2 separate regions of the Homo sapiens genome follow, and region 2 is linked to region 1. A link is an interaction called in ENCODE POLR2A ChIA-PET data of the cell type or tissue named here. Cell type or tissue: Caco-2. All regions are shown on one strand. Each heading gives the region's core, and the rest is flanking DNA. Links, peaks and the distances in the headings are about the cores only.

What was found. ChIA-PET counts read pairs that join two places held together with the same protein. Peaks named below come from ENCODE experiments on the same cell type or tissue, not always from the same donor. Only the 100,000 strongest peaks of a DNase experiment are listed, where the experiment ranks them.
Region 2: POLR2A ChIA-PET joins it to region 1 with 16 read pairs; 2 of 35 experiments call an interaction of 5 or more read pairs at or near these places.

The regions. Positions count from the first base shown.
Region 1 is chr10:72,949,545-72,959,678 of GRCh38, reverse strand. It overlaps PLA2G12B (phospholipase A2 group XIIB), which reads left to right and starts at 4,873. Exons shown (of 4, transcript NM_032562.5): 1 at 4,873-5,204. The coding sequence starts at 4,994. In Caco-2, for the core only: no CTCF peak of the experiment used is centred there; a DNase peak (open chromatin) is centred at 4,608; H3K4me3 peaks cover 1,435 bases.
Region 2 is chr10:72,473,895-72,476,394 of GRCh38, reverse strand. It overlaps MICU1 (mitochondrial calcium uptake 1), which reads left to right. Exons shown (of 12, transcript NM_001195518.2): 8 at 1,098-1,295. Among named protein-coding and RNA genes, the nearest start is that of DNAJB12, 120 kb to the right of the region's middle. In Caco-2, for the core only: no CTCF peak of the experiment used is centred there; no DNase peak of the experiment used is centred there.

The DNA of each region.
Region 1 (10,134 bases), core at 3,137-5,636:
GTCAGCAACTGCAGAAGTCAAACCTTAGAGTCTAGGTAGAAACAACTCAGGAAGGGAGTGTGTCATATTCTTTCTCTAGAAATCCATTTGCTTCATTCTTTACGATTTTGAGAAAAACACTGGGGGTCACAATAGGCTACATTTTCTTTTTATTAAGAGGAAGCATTGCTTGAGCCCAGGAAGTGAAGGTTGCAGTGAGCCATGATCAAACCACTGTCTCCAGGTGACTGAGTGAGACCCTGCCTCAAAAAAAAAAAAAAAAAAAAAAAAAAGCATATTTAAATTTTCTAACTAAAACGTATTCATTCCCTCTTTACATATTAAAAAAGTAATAGCTAACTCTGAAGCTACAAAGAAAGCTGATCAGCATAGAGGGGATTCAAGTATTAGAAGACCTGCTGGACAAGATTAACTTTCATATTCCTGCCAACACAGAAGATCCATAATTCCAGGCTGGGCACCGTGGCTCATGCCTGTAATCTCAGCACTTTGGGAGGCTGAGATGGGCGGATCACTTGAGGTCGGGAGTTCAAGACCAGCCTGGCCAACATGGTAAGACCCTGTCTCTACTAAAAATACAAAAATTAGCTGGGCATGGTGGTGGGCACCCATAATCCCAGCTACTTGGGAGGCTGAGGCAGGAGAATTGCTTGCACTCAGGAGGTGGAGATTGCAGTGAGCCAAGATTGTGCCACTGCACTCCAGCCTGCACTCCAGCCTGGGTGACAGAGTGAGACTCTGTCTCAAAAACAAAAAACAAAAAACAAACAAACAAAAAAACCCTATAATTCCAAAGAAATATACTTGGATCTCAATCCTAGCAACATAAATAAAACTATTATTACTATTATTTTAAGACAGGGTCTTGCTCTGTCACCCAGGCTGGAGTGCAGTAGCACAATCTTGGCTTACCACAACCTCCACCTCCTGGGCTAAAGCAATCCTCCCACTTCAGCCTCCAGAGTAGCTGGGACTATAGGCAAATGCCATCATGCCCAGCTGATTTTTTGTATTTTTTTGTAGAGACAACATCCCTATGTTTCCCAGGCTGGTCTTGAACTCTTGGACTTGAGCGATCCACCCCCGCTTTGGCCTCCCAAAGTGCTGGGGTTACAGGGGTGAGCCACAGCTCCCGACCGTGTTATGTCATTTTTAAAAATGGATCAAAGACATAAGAGCTAAAACTCTAAGATTCTTAAAGAAAATATAGGGTCAAGATCTTCATGACCTTGGATTTGCCAACACTTTCTTGGCTATGACACAAAATCACAGTCAACAAAGAACAAAAAAATAGATAAATTGGACTTCATCAAAATTTAAAACTTTTGTGCAAAGGACACTACCAAAGAGTGAAAAGGCAACCAAGAGAATGGGAGAAAATGTATGCAAATTATATATCTGATAAGAGATTATTATTATTATTATTACTTGAGACAGGGTCTTGCTCTTTTGCCCAGGCTGGAGTGCAGTGGCACATTCTCAGCTCACTGCAGCCTCAACCTCCTAGGCTCAAACCATCCTCCCCGCTTAGCCCCCTGAGTAGCTGGGACTACAGGCACACACCACTCCATCTGGCTGATTTTTGTATTTTTTTGTAGTGGTGGGGTTTTGCCATGTTGCCTAGGCTGGTCTTGAACTCCTGAGCTCAAGCAATCCACCCACCTCAGCCTCCCAAAGTGCTGGGATTACAGGCATGAGCCACCATGCCCGGCCCTGATAAGAGATTAATATCCAGAGTATATAAAGAACTTCTGACACTCAACAATAACAAAAAACCCAATTGAAAAATGGACAAAGGTCTTCTTAAATAGATGTTTCTCCAAAGAAAATATACAAATAGCCAATAAGCACATGAAAAGATGCTCAACATCACTAATTATGAGGGAGATGCATGAGATACTACCTCACATTCATTAGGATGACTATTGTCAAAAAAAAAAAAGGAAAACAACAAGTGTTGACAAGGATGTGGAGAAATTAGAAATCTTGTCCATTGCTGGCAGGAATGTAAAATGGTACAGCCACTATGGAAAGCAGTATAATGGTTCTTCAAAAGTTAAACATAGAATTACCATCCAGCAAACCCACTTCTAGGTATATAATACCCAAAAGAATCGAAAGCAGGGACTTGAATGGGTATGTGTACACCAGTATTCATAGCAGCAGTATTCTCAGTGAAGTATTGATACATACCACATGGATGAACTTAAAATTATACTAAGTGAAATCAGCTGGACACAAAAGGACACATATTATATTATTCCATTTATATGGGGTACCTAGAATAGGCAAATTCCTAAGAACAGAAAGTAGAATAGTGGCTGCCAGGGGCTGGGGAAAAGGGGAATGGGGACTTATCACTTAATGGGAACAGAGTCTCGGTTTGGGATGATGAAAAAGTTCTGGAGATGGATAGTGGTGATGGTTGCACAACAATGTATGAATGTTCTTAATGCCACTGCATTGCACACTTAAAAATGGTTAAAATGGTAAATATGTTATGTATATTTTACCACAATTTAAACATGTATAAAGTTTCAAGAAATGGGGGGACAATACTATTAACAGCTCTAGTAACAGTTGCATCAGCAAAAAGATCCTTCTCAAAACAAAAAAGTATCAAATATTTCTTGCCATCTTACAATTGCCAAGAGCAACTGACATCACTTTCAGTTACACTGATTGAAAATTAGGTTGTTAGAAGTATAAACTTTGATGACCTAATCAATGAATTTTCAGAAAAGTCAGAAAAATCCTATGATCAAAATATTGCATACTTATAAAGTAATATATAGTATTATATAAAATTATGACACCAATTTTTAAAAAATTTATGTATATATTGATACTCATGTATCTCTATTAACCTTATTATATTTTACAAATAATAAAACATTTTTTAAAGGAAAAAGCTTTATAGTTAGCTTTTTTTTTTTGAGGCAGAGTCTCACTCTGTCACCCAGGCTGGAGTGCAGTGGCACGATCTTGGCTCACTGCAACCTCCACTTCCCTGGTTCAAGCAATTCTCCTGCCTCAGCCTCCTGAGTAGCTGGGATTATAGGTGCACGCCACCACGCCGGGCTAATCTTTTTGTATTTTTAGTAGAGACGGGGTTTCACCATATTGGCCAGACTGGTCTTGAACCCCTGACCTCAGGCAATCCACCTGCCTCGGCCCCCCAAAGTCCTGGGATTACAGGTGTGAGCCACCGCGCCCAGCCTATAGTTAGTATTTTAATGGCAAGTTCCCCTGCTTTTGGAAAAGGAGCTCTGCATTTGCAGTTTTGTTTTGGTGAAGCCCTACAAATTATGTAGCTGGCCCTGGTGCCAGCTTTCCCATTGATAGCCTGTCCAGCTTTGATCAAGTCACTTACCCTCTGCATCAGTTTTCTCACCCCCAAATGGGACTATTTAATCTGCTTCATGAAACTGGCATGAACATTTGTGCATATGTGCATGTGTATGTGTGTGCCTCTGTGTATGTGCATATGCATGAAAGTGGTTTGAAAAAGTATAGATGCTTTAAAATATTGGGTGGCATTGTTGTGACTATGAATAATTTTTAACCACTGCCCTTCCTGGAGTCTGAGTCTTCAGCCAAACACATTTACTGAAAATGAAGAAATTAATTCATTTAATTCATTATTTTCCATGGGGCTTTCCAGACAAACATTTGAGAAAGGAGCTAAATGATTCATGTGGTCCATAAAGGTATCATTTTTATAGACTGGTGATTATTTTATTATTACTATTTTTTTGAGACAGAGTTTCGCTCTTGTCGCCCATGCTGGAGTGCAATGGCGTGCTCTCGGCTCACTGCAACCTCCGCCTCCTGGGTTCAAGTGATTCTCCTGCCTTAGCCTTCCTAGTAGCTGGGATTACAGGCGGCTGCTACCTTGCCTGGCTAATTTTTGTATTTTTAGTGGAGACGGGGTTTCGCTATGTTGGTCAGGCTGGCCTCAAACTCCTGACCTCAGGTGATCCAAACGCCTCGGCCTCCCAAAATGCTGGGATTACAGGCATGCACCACCATGCCCGGTCCTAGACTAGTGATTTTATAGATGGCATTTCTTCACACGACTAAAAGCAGTCTAAACTGAAAACGATGCCAAAACACTAGACTTCAGTCAACAGTCTTAAAAGCCTACACTCCCAAATAGACTATTTGATAAACCCTCTGACTTCTAAGAAACTCAAAGGAAAAACACCACCAGGAGAGCCGAGTGCCCCCAGAATTGTCCTTGGACCATCTGTAGATCTTGTCTTATGATCCACTTATGCTGAGTGTAAACAGAGATACTGCTGTAAATAGAAGCCAAAATGTCCCTGCACTCAGATGGCTACATCTGGGAGCTCTGCCAAATTAGAGGATTTATGCGTCAGAGCCAGGTGGGTTCCACAGCAGAAGCTGGGGTCTCAAATCTGAACTTCTGCTTAACACACACTTGGTACCTACTCTGACACTATCGTGACCCTTGGTAAAGTGACTATTAATTCCTACCGCTGGGGCTTTCCTGGGCCCTGTACACATCCTCCTGACTCTCCTTGGAGACTATGTAGGTAGCTGGCTGAGGGGTGTGGCTAGGACCTTCGGTCAAGCTCTTCTATCAAGAGGCTGGCCCTGAAGAGCCACACTTGTAACTGATCAACAGCTTAACAAGCTGGTCGGGGTAGAACTCCGAATCCTTCACCGTTCCTGCGTCTCAGAAGCTGGCTAACATCTCCCTCCCTCCAGGGTGGTAGAATCCACTTTGAAATGTTCTCTCTCCCTGGCCCTCCCACTCCCTAACCTTTGCCCTCTTTCTAATTGCCCTGATCTCATCCCAACCTCCATAGCTATGTTTAAAGTCCACCTCTGGGGAACAGACAGATTGAATGTTCCAGATAATCCCTTTCCCAGTCCTGCCTGACATCTGGGTAGGGGGTTTGTCCCTGGAATTCTGGGACACTGGCTGGGGTTTGAGGAGAGAAGCCAGTACCTACCTGGCTGCAGGATGAAGCTGGCCAGTGGCTTCTTGGTTTTGTGGCTCAGCCTTGGGGGTGGCCTGGCTCAGAGCGACACGAGCCCTGACACGGAGGAGTCCTATTCAGACTGGGGCCTTCGGCACCTCCGGGGAAGCTTTGAATCCGTCAATAGCTACTTCGATTCTTTTCTGGAGCTGCTGGGAGGGAAGAATGGAGTCTGTCAGTACAGGTGCCGATATGGTGAGTGTGCGGTTTCTCTTTCTGTAAAAACTGTTGCTGGTGGACCCATGGACAGCCCCAGAGAGGTCACGATCTGTCTTGCACTTTTTCCTGTTATCCACTTAGAGCTGCCAGATTTAGCAGATAAAAATGTAGGACACCCAGTGAAATGTGAAATCCAAATAAACAACAAATAAGTCATTAGTATAAGTATGTCCAGTGAAATATCTGGGACATACTTATCCTGACAAATTCTTCGTTGTTTATCTCAAACTCACATTTCACTGAGCTTCCTGTATTGTATCTGGGAAACCTTCCCTGGGCCATTTTAATGAGTTTGTTGTGAGGCAGTTCTTAGGAAAAAAGGGTACCTGGGGTGGGAAGAAGGAGGGTGGGTATGAGAGGCCTCTGTGAGGAGTTCCCAGGGATGAAAACTGAAGCCGAACATTCAGAGAAAAATCTGCCATGGGGCAAAACCACCTCCTCAGCTGCTCTGTGCTCAGCTTGGAAACAAATTCTCCCTTCCCCCTGCTGCAGTTCACACCGTCCTCCCAGCTCTCAGTCCCTGACTGGCATCAATTTGCTGGACTTTCTCAAGGGAGCTGTCCCTGCCTGCAGCCTCGGCAACGACAGGCATGCTGTGGAGAGGAAGGGTTCGTGGCTCACCAGGGATCCCGGGGCTGTCCCCTGGACTTGGCGCCAGATGCAGATTTGTGAGCTGGCAGGAGCACTTCCCCTACCTTGCCTGAATATGGCTGGGGGTACACAGATATAAGGTGCACACCTGGCTGCCGGCACAGAGCCCCTGGTCCCAGGGGCCCTGGAAGTTAATGTAAGGGGAGCAAAATGTGGAGCCCCAGGCCTTGAAGCTGGGTGGCATCGTGTAATTGCCAATGCGCATGAAAACGTTTTCCAAAGCATGCACAGTCTCAGGTCTCAGGTAGCATTAGTTTTATGGTTTAATTTATCAACTATCTCATCAAGGGATTAGAAATGAAAATGGTGAGTCAATTTAGCCTAACAGGAAAACACATTTGAGAAATATTTTCTCCAAATACTCAACAGAGAAAAAGTCAGCTTTGAAGAGATGCACAAAAAAACTACATACTTCCCGGACTCACCCTTAAGTCTCTCTATTCCTTTTTGAGTGGGGAAAATCGCTTCCTTATACACTAAGAGTGACTAGGAGGTAATGGTTAATCATTGCATCAGGACCCAAAGTTTTGCAGCATAGATGTTTTAACAATCTATGGTTAAAATCTATGTTTTAACCATCTATGTTTTAACCATCTATGCTGCAGCTTCTTTGTGAAAGTTTCACAGAGAAAAATGCCTGGTCTGTTAGGACCCACCTGGCCCTAAAACCATGTATTTGTCCAAGGCAGTTGGACCAACGCAGAGGCCTTGCCACTGGATTATGCTCACACTGTTTGCACGGATGGGACAGGGAAGGGGTTGACTCACTTCAGACATTGGAATCAACACAGGTGTTTTCCTTCCTAAAGGCAACACAGGACTAGTATCTGTAGTTCAGCAAATAGGCAACAGCAGGAATTTTTATTAGGAAATCAAGAACCAAATCCTATTCTTCCTTCTCTAGCAAAACAGCATTAAAAGACTTAAGCAAATTTTAGTTGCGGAGCCTCTGGCTGGGCAGGGTGGAAGCCAGCAGCAACTGGTGGGGGATGGGAAGAGTAAATAGAAGAGAAAGGCAAATAACTCTTCTCACTTTGTGTAAAACAACCTGCTCAAAGAGGGGCCTGAAAAACACTTAGAAAAATAGGCGGTTATGCCTCCTTACCTTGGAACCCAGTAGAGCCAAAAACCTGGCGGCTGTGCCCAAAAGAGTACAAAATACCTTCTCAAACTGATTGTGAATCGAGCAATCTTTTGAACAGACAACACCTAACAACGAGTCTGCTCTTTTGTAGTTTGCTTTGTGACACATCTCTCATGCACCGTGCTCGTCTTTTAAGTAGTGGTTCTCAAACTCACCTGTGAATTGAAGCCCCTGGAGGGCAGATTCAACCAGATCTCTGGGCCCCACCCCAGGTGTTTCTGATTAGTAGGAGATTCTGGGCTTAGGAGATCCTCCTGCCTCAGCCTCCCAGTTAGCTTGGGCTACAGGTGTGCGCCACCATGCCCAGATAATTTTGTAACTTTTTGTAGAGCAGGGAGTCTCACCATCTTGCCCAGGCTGGTCTCCAACTCCAGGGCTCAAGCAATCCTCCCAACTTGGCCTCCCAGATTGCTGGGATTATAGGCGTGAGCCACGGCACCAGCCAGATTTTACCTTTGATAGGTACTAACTACTATTTAAAACAGTGGGTTTCTAACTTGGGTACACTTCAGATCACCTGAGGGGCTTTAACAACACCTGGCACCAAATCAATTAAATCAAAATTTCTGTGGGTTGGCCCCAGACATCAGTATTTTAACATTTTTCCCAGGTGATTGCAAAGCACAGCCAAGGTAAAGGGGTGCCATTCTATGACGTCATTCTTAGAGAACTTCAGCCCACAGGTTAAATTATGCAGGCAGATAAAACTGTGTATGTATCCTGGTAGCCCATGATAGCATGTCAACATTGTTTTCCGTGCTTCTCATATCTAAAGTAATTTGTTCTCATGCCAACACACAAAATCTGTACTTGTCAAACAACTGGGCTATAAATATGACAAGATCCAGCGTGTGTCAATGGCATACCTAGCACAACTGTTATTAAGGAGTCTCTACCAGCTGGGTGCGGTGGCTCATGCCTGTAATCCCAGCACTTTGGGAGGCCAAGGCAGGCAGATCACGATGTCAGGAGATCGAGACCATCCTGGCTAACACGGTGAAACCCTGTCTCTATTAAAAATACAAAAAAAATTAGCCGGGTGTAGTGGCGGGTGCCAGTAGTTCCAGCTACTCGGGAGGCTGAGGCAGGAGAATGGTGTGAACCTGGGAGGCAGAGCTTGCAGTGAGCTGAGATCTCACCATTGCACTGCAGCCTGGGCAACAGAGCGAGACTCCACCTCAAAAAAAAAAAAAAAAAAAAAAAGGAGTCTGTGCCAATGCAAACAAGATTTCCTTGAGAATCGCTTCCAAAATATAGATAACCTTTTCCACCTCCAGAGATTCTGATGCAGTAGGTCTGTGGTGAGACCTTGGAAGTGCACTTTTAATGGGTAGTCTTTGAACCAGACTTTGAGAAATAAGCATAGTAATGGAAAAATCATGGGTTTGAATTTAGGAGAAAATATCCCATTGCTGGTGACCTTGGGTGAGTTATCTGACTCTCTCAACCTTAGTTTCCTCAAATATGTAAAAATAATGTTACTAATACCCACCTTGCAAAGGTGTTGTGAGAATTAAAGATAATATACATAAAGAATCAGTGGTATATATAAAGCATGGTAGGTACCAAACAAATTTTATAAACGTTATGAGAAAGACAGTCTAGTGAACAGGTTAATTGCATTCAGATTCTTCTAGCTCTCTTTCAACGTAAAAATGAAAAATCCCAGAAATCCCAGTGGCTGGACAACAGCCTCTCAGCTTCCGGAAGAAGTCCCTCGAGGGAACAACGACTGAAGAGTTATCTGCCTCATGAAGGTCTCTGGAGTTGGGTCAATGGAGTAGTTTCTATAATGATACTGTTCACGCTTTCACACTTTAATAAAAGATCCTGAAAATGAATTTCTTCCTGGATTTAGTTCCAAGAGTATCTTAAAAGTTTCTTTAAATATCTGTCTATTGTAATCCCAGCACTTTGGGAGGCTGAGGCCGGCGGATCATTTGAGGTCAGGAGTTTGAGACTAGCCTGGCCAGCATGGTGAAACCCCATCTGTACTAAAAATACAAAAATTAGCCGGGCGTGGTGGCGCGCCCTGTAATCCCAGCTACCTGGGAGGCTGAGGCAGGAGAATCACTTGAACCCTGGAGGAAGAGGTTGCAGTGAGCCGAGATCGTGCCATTGCACTCCAGCCTGGGCAACAGAGCGAGATTAAGTTTCAAAAATAAACAAATAAATAAATAAATAAAAATAAATATCAGTCTATTTTTTAAAGAGAATTTTTATCTGAAGTTTTACAGCAAAATTTTATAAACCTGTGAGTTTGTATCTTTTTCCAGGGAAATAACTCAAAGACTTCATCAGATTCTCCAGGGAATCCAGAGCCCAAAAAAAGAAAACAGCCACTGGCTTAGAGGCAAACAGATTATTCTTGTTTTTGGGCAACTGACCTCCTAGTCTGCTGGGGACTCAAGGAGGAGGGGAGATGCTCCTGGGATGTGAGACTTTCAGTACTAACACCGGGACGGGTACCAGGCAAACCAGGACAAGTTGCTCACCCTACTTTATGCAGTAACTTAATCTGTTTTAGTGACTGAAATACAGAGTTCTTCTCTACAGGAGAATTGCCTCTGTCCTGCTGTGTTCCATTGATGTATTAATCATGGTGCATCTGAGTGTTTCTGGGAGGAAGGAGGACATACCTTTCTTTCTTTTTTTTTTTTCTGGAATTTTGTTTTTCTTGAGACGGAGTCTCCCTCTGTCACCCAGGCTGGAGTGCAGTGGTACTATCTCGGCTCACTGCAACCTCCGCCTTCCAGGTTCAAATGATTCTCCTACCTCAGCCTCCTGGCGTAGCTGGGATTACAGGCATGCGCCACCACGCCTAGTTACTTTGTATTTTTAGTAGAGACGGGGGTTTCACCATGTTGGCCAGGCTGGTCTCGAACTCATGACCTCAGGTGATCCCCCTGCTGGGCCTCCTAAAGTGCTGGGATTACAGGCGTGAGCCACCGCGCCCGGCCTGGAAATTATTTTATTTTCTCATGTTTGAGACAGCTAGTTGGGGTTGTTGATGAAGCCATGCCTATAATAGTTTAGTAAATACTCTTATTATTCATTCGTTATCATTATCTGTTCTTTGTAACAATATAATATTAATAGAAAAATCATATC
Region 2 (2,500 bases), core at 1-2,500, 480 kb after region 1:
TAGCTGGGATTGGTAGTATGTGCCTGTAGTCCTAGCTACTCCGGAGGCTGTGGTGGGAGGATCACCTGAGCACAGGATTTTGAAGTTGCAGTGAGCTATGATCGTGCCATTGCACCCCAGCCTGTATGACAGGCAAGACCCTGTCTCTTTTTTTTTTTTTTTTTTTTTGAGATGGAGTCTCGCTCTGTCACCCAGGTTGGAGTATAGTGGCACAATCTTGGCTCACTGCAACCTCCACCTCCTGGGTTCAAGTGATTCTCCTGCCTCAGCCTCCTGAGCAGCTGGGATTATAGGCACCCACCACCACACCCGGCTAATTTTTGTGTTTTTAGTAGAGATGGGGTTTCACCATCTTGGCCAGGCTGGTCTCGAACTCCTGACCGCAGGTGATCCACCCACCTCAGCTTCCCAAAGTGCTGGGATTATAGGCATGAGCCACCACACCTGGTCATGAGAGAGTTTTTGAGTCTCCAAAACAAATGTTCATCCTTTCCTGAACAGAGATTTTCTAAGAGGATCCCAATTATAAAGTTGTCAGGCTGTCTGTGTTAGAACCCTAATTCTGCTACTTACCAGCCACTTGACCTTGAGCAAGTTATTTAATTCCGTGTGCTTCAATCTTATTTATAAAATAAGGATAATAATAGCACCTATAAGATTATTGTAGGCTGGGCGCGGTGGCTCACTCCTGCAATCCCAGAACTTTGGGAGGCCAAGGTGGGAGGATCACTTGAGGTCCGGAGTTCAAGACCAGCCTGGCCGACCTGGTGAAACCCTGTCTCTATTAAAATACAAAAAATTAGCCAGGCATGATGGTGTGTACCTATAGTCCCAGCTACTCAGGAGGCTGAGGCATGAGAATTGCTTGAACCCGGGAGGTGGAGGTTGCAGTGAGCTGATTTTGTACCACTGCACTCCAGACTGGGTGACAGAGAGAGACTCTGTCTCAAAAAAAAAAAATTGTTGTAAGCATTAAAAGAGATAATTATAATACAGAGTAGGCAAATAGTAAACAATAGTTATGATTCTTGCTTTTCTATGTTTATGTTTTCTCACTTCCTAATATTTTTCTGGATGTGGGTTTGATTCTGTATTAGGTTCAGAGCATCATTCGCTCCCAAACCAGTATGGGTATGCGCCACAGAGATCGTCCAACTACTGGCAACACCCTCAAGTCTGGCTTGTGTTCAGCCCTCACAACCTACTTTTTTGGAGCTGATCTGAAGGGAAAGCTGACAATCAAAAACTTCCTCGAATTTCAGCGTAAACTGCAGCATGATGTTCTGAAGCTTGAGGTAGGTCTTCCTTAGACTCAGTAGATCCATCACATGTGGAACTGATGGGCAGGAGGGCCTGTACTATAGGCATTCTTTCCATTTACCTCCAGCTGTGAGAACTGATTGATTTGAAGCTTATCAGTGCTTTATAAACTGACAGCAGATAGGAAACAACATGTTCTGTGAAAATGTCATGAAGTGAAGTATTTCTGTAATCTAAAACCAAAAACCTCTAAATTGAAAAATCTTAGCTGTCTTTGTATGTTCCGTTTGTGGAGAAAGAAACTCAGGGGTCACAGCAGTTCTCAATCTGAGCATATATTCCTGCTTTTTTGTTTATTGTGTGGAAGACACCAGAAGATGGAGATGAAGAAGGATGGATAATTGCAAAGGTAGTAAGAGCTGGAAACACAAAATGTCAGAATAAAAATATGTGTGCTTAATATAAAATATATGTGCTTAACCAGGCACAGTGGCATACACCCATAGTCCCAGCTACCCGGGAGGCTAAGGTGGGAGAATCGCTTGAGCCCAGGAGTTTGAGAGCAGCCTGGGCAACACGGTGAGATCCTGTCTCTTTAATTGTTTAAGGCAATGTTGCTGAGAGTTGCAAAGGTATCTTACTGTGTTTGGGGATTTACAAGTTTACTTTTCCATTTAAAGTTTAGACCATCATGCTATTCTAGCTATTTATTCTGTTCCATTCAAAACATTGATCAAATGCCTTCTATATGTATTTTTGTCTGGAGACAAAAATCTAGTCTCTAATTTCTTGACATTTTTAAAAATTCTCTTACACTGGTGTTTCCCAACCTCTTTTCTTTTTCTTCTTTTTTTTTTTTTTTTTTTTTTTTTTTTTGAGACAGTCCTACTCCATCAGCCAGGGTGGAGTGCAGTGGCATGATATGATCTTGGCTCACTGCAACCTCCACCTCCCAGGTTCAAGCGATTCTCCTGCCTCAGCCTCTCGAGTAGCTGGAATTACAGGCATGTGCCACCACACCCGGCTAATTTTGTATTTTTATTAGAGACGCAGTTTCACCATGTTGGCCAGACTGGTCTTGAACTCCTGACCTCATGTGATCCTCCTGCCTCGGCCTCCCATAGTGCTGGGATTATAGGTGTGAGCCACCGCACCCGGCCTCTCTTTTTCTTTTAACACACGCCCTACCTTAATATTATTTGGAATTTCAAAACATTAACTACTATAACTAAAACAGGTG